Linked DNA regions of Homo sapiens: region 1 is linked to region 2. A link is a loop called in an ENCODE intact Hi-C map of the cell type or tissue named here. Cell type or tissue: K562. All regions are shown on one strand. Each heading gives the region's core, and the rest is flanking DNA. Links, peaks and the distances in the headings are about the cores only. Region 1 has its middle 23 kb from the start of SCML2. Region 2 holds the start of BEND2 (BEN domain containing 2).

The links. Hi-C counts contacts between places; a loop is a spot of excess contacts. Peaks named below come from ENCODE experiments on the same cell type or tissue, not always from the same donor. Only the 100,000 strongest peaks of a DNase experiment are listed, where the experiment ranks them.
Region 1: a loop joins it to region 2, with 4 times the contacts of the local background. A loop is called at or near these places in 3 of 110 quality-filtered maps.

Annotation. Positions count from the first base shown.
Region 1 is chrX:18,374,769-18,380,146 of GRCh38, reverse strand. No RefSeq gene overlaps it. Among named protein-coding and RNA genes, the nearest start is that of SCML2, 23 kb to the right of the region's middle. In K562, for the core only: a CTCF peak has its summit at 2,152 (motif pointing right); no DNase peak of the experiment used is centred there; H3K27me3 peaks cover 374 bases.
Region 2 is chrX:18,219,588-18,224,965 of GRCh38, reverse strand. BEND2 (BEN domain containing 2) reads left to right here and starts at 4,080. Exons shown (of 14, transcript NM_153346.5): 1 at 4,080-4,240. The coding sequence starts at 4,216. In K562, for the core only: no CTCF peak of the experiment used is centred there; no DNase peak of the experiment used is centred there; H3K27me3 peaks cover 691 bases.

The DNA.
Region 1 (5,378 bases), core at 87-5,086, 160 kb before region 2:
CAGTGGTGTGATCTTGGCTCACTGCAACCTCCACCTCCCACGTTCAAGCAATTCTTGTGTCTCAGCCTCCCGAGTAGCTGGGATTACAGGCACGCACCACCACGCTCAGCTAATTTTTGTATTTTTAGTAGAGACAGGGTTTCCCCATGTTGGCCAGACTGGTCTTGAACTCCTTGACCTCAGGTGATCCACCCACCTTCACCTCCCAAAGTGCTGGGATTACAGATGGAGCCACCATGCCCGGCCCCCTAGGTTCTGACAAGTAGTCATCTTTACCTAAAACTCAGTTAACATGATTTGTTTTCATACTATTCATTCCTTTTGAAATTTTATTTAAAAAATTGATATATGATTCACCCCTGTAATCTCACATCTATAATCCCAGCACTTCGTGAGGCTGAGGCAGGTGGATCACCTGAGGTCAGGAGTTTGAGACCAGCCTGGCTAACATGGTGAAACCCCATCTCTACTAAAAATACAAAAATTAGCCTGGCGTGGTGGCAGCCACCTGTAATCCCAGCTACTTGGGAGGCCGAGGCAGGAGAATTGCTTGAACCCGAGAGGCAGAGGTTGCGGTGAGCTGAGATCTCGCCATTGCACTCTAGCCTGGGCAGTAGAGTGAGATTCTGTCTCAAAAAAAACAAAACAAAAAAACCACACAAAAACTTACAAAACATAACCTATGTACAAAAATGCATACTAAACATATGTACTTTTTATTTTAAAGGAAGAAACAATCTAATGTAAGTCACCTATGTCAACAAAACAGAATATTACAGAACTCCCCCACATGTAAGTAACCTCCTGGATCATGACTCTTAACCTCCTCCCCAGAGGTAACTCCTAACTCATAATAAATCCAGTTCTTGTTTTTCACATGTGTTTGTTTTTGTTTTACACTGAGGTGTGCATCCTGGATTTGAGTATTGTATGGATGGGATGGAGTCTTACCCTTTGGATTCGTTCTCTCTCTCTCTCCTTTTGCTGAACATTATGATTTTGAGGTATCATCCATGTCTCAATGTATAGTTGTGTATTTTCATTCTATAGAGTATTCATTCTATTGAACGAGTATGCCACAATTTAATTTGCGTTTTACTATAGATGGACTTCGGGTTTTCCATTTGGGGTTATTATAAATTATGCCGTTATGAAGTTTTTTTTGTTTTTTAGAGACAGGGTCTCGTTCTGTTGCCTAGGTGGGAGTGCAGTTGTGCTATCACAGCTCATTGTGGCCTCAACCTCCTGGGCTCAGGTGATCCTCCCTCAGCCTCCTGAGTAGCTCGGACTACAGGTATGTGACACCACACCCAGTTAATTTTTTGTATTTTTAAAATAGAGACAGAGTCTCCCTATGTTGCCCAGGCTGGTCTCGAACTCCTGGACTCAAGCGATCCACCCACCTTGGCCTCCCAAAGTGCTGGGATTACAGGCATGAGCCACTGCACCTGGAAAGATTCTTAAACACTTACCTTGATGTACAATGTGCATACACATGTTTCTCTGGGGCATAGACATAGGGTAGAACTGCCCACAGGCTATGCTCTCTTCAACTTTATTAGATAATGCCAAACTGAGCTCATATCCAGTTACTTGGGTGTGAGACTTCCAGGCAAAAAAGTTGTTTAAATTTTTTTTTTTTTTTTTTTAGAGACAGAGTGTTGCTCTGTCACTTAGGCTGGAATGCAGTGGCGCAATCTCAGCTTACTACAACCTCTGCCTCCCAGGTTCAAGCAATTCTCCTGCCTCAGCTTCCCAAGTAGCTGGGACTACAGGTGTGTGCCACCACACTCGGCTAATTTTTGTATTTTTTAGCAGAGATGGGGTTTCACTATATGCTGGCCAGGCTGGTCTCGAACTCCTGACCTCAGGTGATTTGCCTGCCTCAGCCTCCCAAAGTGCTGGGATTACAGGCATGAGCCACTGCACCTGGCCTAAAAAGTTGTTTAAAAAAGATAATGCCAAATTGTTTTCCAAAGTAGTTGTACTAATTTACACTCCCACCCGAGGCATATGACAGTTCCTATGCTCCACATTATCAGAACCTGATATTGTCAGTCTTTTCCCTACTTTGTAATACTGGAGCTGCACCTGCGCAACCTACATTTTGTGTTTTGGCAGCCGGCTCCATGTTATACTCTGCCAATAGGGGGCACTGAAGGACTTTTCTGCTTCCTGTTTGCTGCTTTGTTTCTCCTCACTGCTGGGACTCACTTGATGGGCGCAGTGTAGCACTGGCCCCGTGGCATTCCCTGTGCAGGCATCCGGTGAGTTTCCTCCTCACTGTGGTGATGGGTGGTGGCTTCCTGCAGAAGCTGCAAAATTCTTTTCTTTCCTTTTGTTTTTGTTTTGATACAGTCTCTCTCTGTCGCCCAGGCTGGAGTGCAGTGGTTTGATCATGGCTCACTGCAGCCTCGAACTCCTAGACTCAAGTGATCCTCCTGCCTCAACCTCCCAAAGTGCTGGGATTACAGGTGTGAGCCACCACATCCTGCCCAACATTTTTTTTTTTTTTTTTTTTAAGGCAGGGGCTTGCCCAGGCTGGAATGCAGTGGCCGATCATAGCTCACTGCAGCCTTGAACTCCCGGCTCAAGTGATCCTCCTGCCTCAGCCTCCCCAGTAGCTGGGACTGAAGACATGCACCACCACATCCAGCTAATTTTTAAATTTTTTTGCATGATGAGGGCTTACTATTTTGCCCGGGCTGGTCTCGAACTCCTGAGTTCAAGCAATCCTCCTGACTTGGCCCCCCAAGGAGCTGGGATTACAGGTGTGAGCCATCACTTCTGGCCTGCTTAACTCTCTAAATACTTTACCTACACCTGTTCCAGCATCTTATAGTCATATCCCAGTATTTAGTGGGGGCAGAATCAGGTAGTTATAAGTGGCTAGCTAGCCAGGAGGAAAGACTTGGTACTGATCCCTTCCTAGCTTGGGACAACTTTCTTTGGGGAGCTGGAGAGATAGTTTGGCTGGACAAATGAGGGGGCTCAGGGTCTAAGAGCAAATTACAGACAGAAATGGGATAGGTAATCCAGGATGAAGTAGCCAGCATGTCAATCAATCACAGTAGTCCTGTCACTGGAGTTGCCCAGGTTCTTGGCGTTTTGAACAAAGAATTGGACAAAACGCACAAACGAAGCAGTGAAAGAATGAAGCAACAAAAGGACAGATTTACTGAAACGAAAGTATGCTCCAGAATGGCAGCAGGCTCAAGCAAGTGGCTTGAGAGCACTGGTTACAGAATTTTCTGGGGTTTAAATAACCTCTAGAGGTTTCCCATTGGCTACTTGGTTATACCCTATGTAAATGAAGACTTGGCCAACGACTAGTCTGATTGGTCATGGGAGGCGAACAATCAGAGGCTGAAGTGAAGTTACAAAGGCAGTGGCTCACGCCTGTAATTCCAGCACTTTGGGAGGCTGAGGCGGGTGTTCGAGACCAGCCTGGCCAACATGGTGAAACCCCATCTCTACTAAAAATACAAAATTTAGCCAGGCGTGGTAACACGCGCTATAGTCCCAACTACCTGGGAGGCTGCGCTGAGGCAAGAGAATTGCATGAACCTAGGAGGTGGAGGTTGCAGTGAACGGAGATCGCACCACTGCACTATAGCCTGGGCGACAGAGTGAGACCCTGTCTCAAAAAAAAAAAAAAAACAAACAAACAACTTGGCCTGCAATCAGTCTGATTGGTCGCGGGAGGGGACCAATCAGAGGTGCTTTCCATTTTTCATCTGTGACGCAGTGGTAAGGGAGTAGCCGCTGATCCTTTTGTTACTTGGGTGTGGAGAGGTGGGGTTTTCCTTTTGATTCAGTACTAGGAAGTCAGTGTGAATTGGCCTTGGGTTCCCTGCCTCCAGACCCTATTCTCCTGCCTCATTTCCCCACTGAGAGATGTGATCCCCATACATTTTTATGGGAGGCAGAGGGACCAATGGTCTTTCTTATGTGACTGCTTCCAGCTGACTTGGGGTGTAGTCCCTACCATTGGGGATCACAGAACTCTCGCCGCTCTCTGTCTAGTGGAGACAGGGTGGCTTCTTGATGGCCAACAGTAGTGTCTTCAGCTGGAACTGGCTGGAAACCTTGTTGCATGATCATCTGAAGTTTGATGGTCCCTAGGCAAGAAGAAACGAAATTGGTTAAGAGATTTAACAAACATGGTCCAAAAACCAAGACAAGTATAATCATTAATAATTGGCCAGCCAGCAGAAGGAGCCATGAACCCCTACTTAGCATTTTTGGCCAGGAGCCCCATGACTTGGACAGCTGTTGTCGTACCTTAGAGGCCCAATTGGCTAGTTTTCTGGTGTCATCTCTTATTAATCCTGATTGATTGATATAAAAAAGCATTCTTCTAGGAAAAGACATAAGCCACCTTTTTCAGCAGTTAGGAGATCCAGTCCCCTTCTATTTTGTAAAGCAACTGCTGCTAAGGAGTCTATTTGATTGTGTATCTTCCAAGCTGTCTGAAAGCTTGTCTGAGTCATGGGGCTCCTGGTCAAAAATGCTAAGTTCATGGCTCCTTCCTCTGGCTGGCCAATTATTAATTATTACACTTGTCTTGGTTTTGGTTTTTGGACTTTATTTATTTATTTATTTTGGGACGAAGTCTTGCTCTGTTGCCCAGGCTGGAGTGCCATGGCATGATCTCAGCTCACTGTAACCTCCACCTCCCACGTTTAAGCAATTCTCCTGTGTCAGCCTCTGGAGTAGCTGGGATTACAGGCACGTGCCATCATGCCTGGCTAATTTTTGTATTTTTAGTGGAAACAGGGTTTCACCATATCGGCCAGTCTTGTCTCAAATTCCTGACCTCAGGTGATCCGCCCACCTCAGCCTCCCAAAGTGTTGGGATTACAGGCATGAGCCACCGTGCCTGGCCTGGACCATCTTTGTTAAATCTCTTAACCGAATTCATTTCCTCTTGCCTAGAGACCATCAAGCTTCAGATGATCCTGCGACAAGGTTTCCAGCCAGTTCCAGGTGAAGACCCTACCACCGGCCATCAAGAAGCCACCCTCCACTAGACAGAGTGGGGCGAGAGTTCTGTGACCCTTGGACAAGCATTGGTGATAGGACAGGGAAGTTGCAAGCCCACCAACTCCCATTCCTACTCCCGCTGTTATTTCTAGGCTTACCAAAAGGGGTAGGAGTTGGATGGCTCGTTTGTGTCTGGCGGTTGCAGTTAAAGGTATAATGAGGGATTGGTTCTTGGGAGCTATATTGATATCGGAGGCTAAATAAACAAGTGTATAGGTTCCAGTCCAATCAGCTGGTAATTATAAGTAAACTAGTCCCACACAGGAAAAAGGCTCCTTGTTTTTCAAGACAAAAATTGTTTGTTTGCTTTTTGAGCTGGAGTTTTTCTCTGT
Region 2 (5,378 bases), core at 269-5,268:
TGCAGAGTAGTATAATGGACATTGGAGACTCAGAAAAAGGAGAGTGGGAGGACGGTGTGGAATTAAAAAAACTGCAGTGGCTCACACCTGTAATCCCAGCACTTTGGGATGCTGAAGCTGGCAGATCACCAGAGGTTAGGAGTTCAAAACCAGCCTGGCCAACATAGTGAAACCCTGTCTCTACTAAAAATACAAAAATAAGCCAAACGTGGTGGCGCGCACCTGTAGTCCCAGCTACTCAGGAGGCTGAGGCAGGAGAATCACTTGAACCTGGGAGGCAGAGGTTGCAGTGAGCCGAGACTGTGCTACTGTACTCCAGCCTGGGCAACAGAGTGAGACTCTGCAGATTGGGTACAGTGTACACTACTCGGGTGACGAATGCAGTAACATCTCAGAATTCACCACTATATATTTCATCCCTGTAACAAAAAACTACTTGTACCCCAAAAGCTATTGAAATAAAAAATTTTTAAAAGAATATCTTTGAAAATAAATAAATAAAATAAGTAATTCTTTGTAGAAATAAGTTACCATTATCTTTGCAAGAGAGAATATCTGCTTGCTTTATGCAGGCACCTGGGAGTGCTAAATTCGCAGGTGACATGAGGCTGATCTAGAGACTACGTGGTTAATTTTTGGTTACCTTTACTCTGAAGATTTGTCTCTTTGTGATCCCAGTTTGAGGTGGGAGGTGGTTTGCAAACTCTCCTCCTTTGGTGGGTCCCAGATTCCAACTTTTGTTCCTCAGTCCCACAAAACCACCCAACGTGTAGCTCAGCCTCCTTTGGCCTCTTCTGCATCAGCAAATGTCCAAGAACAAAAGCAATGCTTTCAGTTTCTCACACCTATCTAGGTTTTGGGTCTTTCTCAGATCTTAGCTCAGTAATTGTTAACTTTATGATATTCTTTAATGGTATATATATATATATATATATATATATATATATATATATATATATGCTTTTGTTTTTAAGACAGAGTCTTGCTCTGTCGCCCAGGCTGGAGTGCAGTTTCGTGGTCTCGGCTCACTGCAACCTCCATCTCCCAGGTTCAAGCAATTCCCTGCTTCAGCCTCCCGAGTAGCTGGGACTATAGGCACCTGCCACCACGCCTGGCTAATTTTTGTATTTTTAGTAGAGACCAGGTTTCACCATCTTGGCCAGGCTGGTCTTGAACTCCTGACCTCGTGATCCACCCGCCTCGGCCTCCCAAAGTGCTGGGACTACAGGCGTGAGCCACCGCGCCCGGCCTAATGCTATAATATTTAAAAAACATTGCATCCAGCTTTTTAAAAAGTTGTCTTTCAGAAGATGTTCACCAGTCCACAATTACAGTCTGTGGAACTCCACATTGCCGTGACTGTATTGGCTGTTGACAGAAATACCTGCTCTGTAGCTGCCGTGGTCCAGCTTGCACCTGGGAACAGACAGCTTTGCAGCATCTCCTCTCACTTCTCCCATCGCTGGGAAGCCTCCCTTGCCTGCGGTTCTTCCCTGCTCAGGTTAATGTAGCTTAGGCAGGACAGGAAATGGAAAACCAGTCTTAGGTGTGACAGTAGGAAAGTGTTTCTTCCCTCCCTCCCATCTCCTTCCATGGAGAACAGAGGTCAGGCAAATGAATGGAGAGGACTGACCAGAAATTAAACTGAAGGGGATTACTGAGTATCTGTTGGCTATTCAATTACAGTCCATGAACAAACTTGTGTACCTGTTGAGTACTGTGTGCTAAAAGGAAATCCCAAAAGGTGGGTGCATCCCTCCAGGTCCAATATGAAGAGAAATACCATGCAGTAATTTGAACAGGGAAAGTTTAATGTAAAGAATTATTGGTTGGGTGTGGTGTCTCATGCCTGTAATCCCAACATTTTGGGAGGCCGAGGTGGGAGGATCACTTGAGCCCAGGAGTTTGAGACCAGCCTGGGCAACATCGGGAGACCCCACCTCAACAAAAAAAATTAAAATTAGCTGGGCATGGTGGCGCACGCCTGTAGTCCCAGCTACTCGGGAGGCTGATGTGGGAGGATCGTTTGAACCCGGGAGATCCAGGCTGCAGTGAACCATGATTGAGTCACTGTACTCCAGCCTGGATGACAGAGCCAGACCCTGTCTCAGAAAAAAAAAAAGAAAAATATATTAAATATAAAAGAGGACTGGAGTAATGAGAGATTAGCTAATAAGAAAACTCTAAAATATTCTTTACAAATTACAGGTATAAGAAACAGGCCCTACCCTTAGGGTTGAGACACAGTGTCTAAGACTCACTGAATGGCTGCACTGGTGGACTTTGCTGTAAATCTGTTCTCTGGAATTTGCTGGAAACCCAACCTTGCAACTTCACGAACTTGCTGCAAATATGCCCTCTTTAAAGTACTGGAAATCTGCCCTCTCCTGCAGGAGAAAGCTACACTTTGCATCAATGTCCTCAGAGAGCACAGGTCAACCAGGAGGCAAAAAAACTCTTTCCTCCTACATTCTCCTTTTAGCACCTTCTACTGCCAAAGGCTTAAATTGTGTCACTGGCAAAGGGAAAAATATTTAAAGGGCCCACATCCATTTTCACAGAGTCGGCAAAAGTGGGTGAAGTTGGAGGTGAGAGGTAACACATTGGTAACCAGCACAGTGTATCCATTTCAGCCCTCAGTTTCTCTATGCATCCTCCTACACATATGTACACTCTGGAACGATAGCAAAACAAGTCTGTGTTTCTACCTAACAATATACACCTTTGCTTCTCACAAGTAAAGAAATTCTTACCCTTCCCCCAAATGAGGAGACACACAGTCACAAGAGTCATTGTGTAACTGACACAGTGAAGAAATGGATCCCAAATTCCAGGCACTGGGTGCTTTCTATTTTATAACATTTAATTCTTAGAATCTTGTGAGGGAGGTGGTGTTCAAATATAAATAAGACATGGTGCTGTCCTCCAGGAACTTAGGAGAGAGGCATGTTGACGAGGATTTATAATGTCAGGCAAAGTAATTTAAATACTAATAGGGACGTGAAGATTACCTGCTGTGGGATCCTTCTTACCAGGGGGCTATAGGAAAGTGTCTTGATGGAGGTATTATTCGAACAGATGTAGTACCGAGAGAGGTTTTGAAAGATGTGAAGACAATAGTAAAGACATGGAATCAATCTAGGTGCCCATCAATGGTGGACTGAATAAAGAAAATGTGGTACATATACACCATGGAATACTATGCAGCCATAACAAAGAACAAAACCATGTCCTTTGCAGCAGCATGTACACAGCTGGAGGCCTTTCTCATAAGTGAATTAACACAGAAACAGAAAACCACATACCGAATCTTCTCACTTGTAAGCAGGAGCTTAAAGATCCGGTACACAGGGACACAAAGATGGAAACAATACACTGCAGACTACTAGAGGGGGCAGGAAGGAGGGGAGGGGTTGCTAGGTATTTATTAGGGGCACATTTTCAAAGTTGGCTTGTTTTCGGATTTGTTCCCAAAGCCGGTATCGGATATGAGGAAGCAACCTGGAAAACACTAGAGGGTCTGAACGAGGAGGAAGAGAAACACGTAGGGTGTTGGGAACAGAGGCGGAAGTTGGGAGATCCTGCGAAATCGGAGTCCCTTTGGAGTGGGGGAGGCCATCGAGGTGTGCGAGGGCCCGGCCCCCTTGCCGCGTGGTCGTTAAGAGGAAAGGCCCTGATTTGGCTGGTGGCGGATCGCCTCCCTCCCGGCTCTCCCCGAGTGCGGCAAAGGAAGGGCTGCCTTTGAGAGTCCCGCAGGAAGATTTAGAAAGTCTCTTACATTGGACTTTTTTTTTATGATGTGCGTTTTGGGACGAGCAGAATTACACTGTTGGCTTCCAGTTCATTATCTCTATCTCTATCTCTACTTCTGTATCTATATCTACATATATTCACACACACATATATAGTACAAATATATATATACATACATATGTATATTTTTGTAAAAGGGACTCTTTAAGAAAGTAGGTCAAAAGTGGGGGAGAGGGCGAGGCCCTTTGACCCCCAGGAGTCACGCACGCATGCCAAGCGCTACTGCGCAGCCGCGGAGACGTGGTCCAGGCTCCTGCCCGGGCCTCATTGTGCCTCGGACAACGAGTGTACGCAGTTACCACACAGTTACCAAGCAGTTACCTCAGAGCCGCGGCGCAGACGTAGGCCTCAGGTCTCGGGCCTCAGGTCTCGGGCCTCAGAGCCAGACCCCGCCATCTCACGATGTCAGAGAGGACCCAGGAACAGGGTAAAGTGACCTCGCCTCAACTGGCCCGCTAGCTTGGGCCTCAAGTTCTGTCAAGAGTCTGGATGGCACCCACTTAGGTGGCCATTCAGGGGCGGCAGGATTGGCTAGTCATTGACCGGGGCGTGTCGGGGGGCGGCCTCTGGGTATTGGCCATCTGCCGCCGATTGCTCAGCGCGCCGGTGGGAAATTTGGCGTGGTGGACCGAGATGGCCCAGGGTTCAGGTCGTCTCAGGGGCTCAAGATGTCCCGGAGACGTGAGGTGATCCTGAGGCTCATGGCGTCTCCGTGGCTCTTGGTGGCTCAGGGTTGGGGTGACTTGGGCTTGTGCCGAGAGTGCGTCAAGAGGCTGGGCCTGGTTGCCCTCTGGCCCGCGGTTCTTTCCGGAGCCTCGAGTGGCTGGGAAACAATCTCGGCGCTCGCGACGCCGGGCTCCGGCGATACAGATCTATGCGGCCGCACTTTTTCTTGAATTTATTGGTTTTCCCTGGTGGGCAGCCGCGGAACACAGCCCTGTTCAGCGTTTTGGCATAGCGGCTGGGGCACAGCCTCAAATTCCGGGTGTTCTGAGGGGGTGCTTTGGGTGGTACCCGCCGCCTCTCCCGGGGTGCCCGCGTGGGTTACATTTTGAGATTTCGAAGCTTATTAGATACTTGATGCTGACTTTCTGGGACGAGCTTATCCTTTTTCAGCTGTTCTCTTTTTGGTGAGGCGGGGTATGGGGGGGCGAGGAATGAGGAATGACTCAGACTTTCACAGAGGTTTTTTGTTGTTGTTTTTTGTTTTTGTTTTTGCTTGGTTTTGTTTTGTTTTGTTTTGTTTTCAGACAGAGTCTTGCTCTGGTGCCCAGGTGGGAGTGCAGGGGCGCCATGTCGGCTCACTGCAGCCTCCGCTTCCTGGATTCAAGCGGTCCTCTCACCTCAGCCTCCTGAGGAGCGGAGACTACAGGCGTGCACCACCACGCCCGGCTAATTTTTGTATTTTTTGTTGAGACGGGATTTCGTCATGTTGCCCACACTGGTCTCGAACTCCTGGGCTCAGGCAATGCTCCCGCCTCAGTCTCCCAAAGTGCTAGGATTACTGGCGTGAACCACCCCACTGGGTGAGAGCTTTGAGTCTAAAGAATTGACAAATTCCCGAG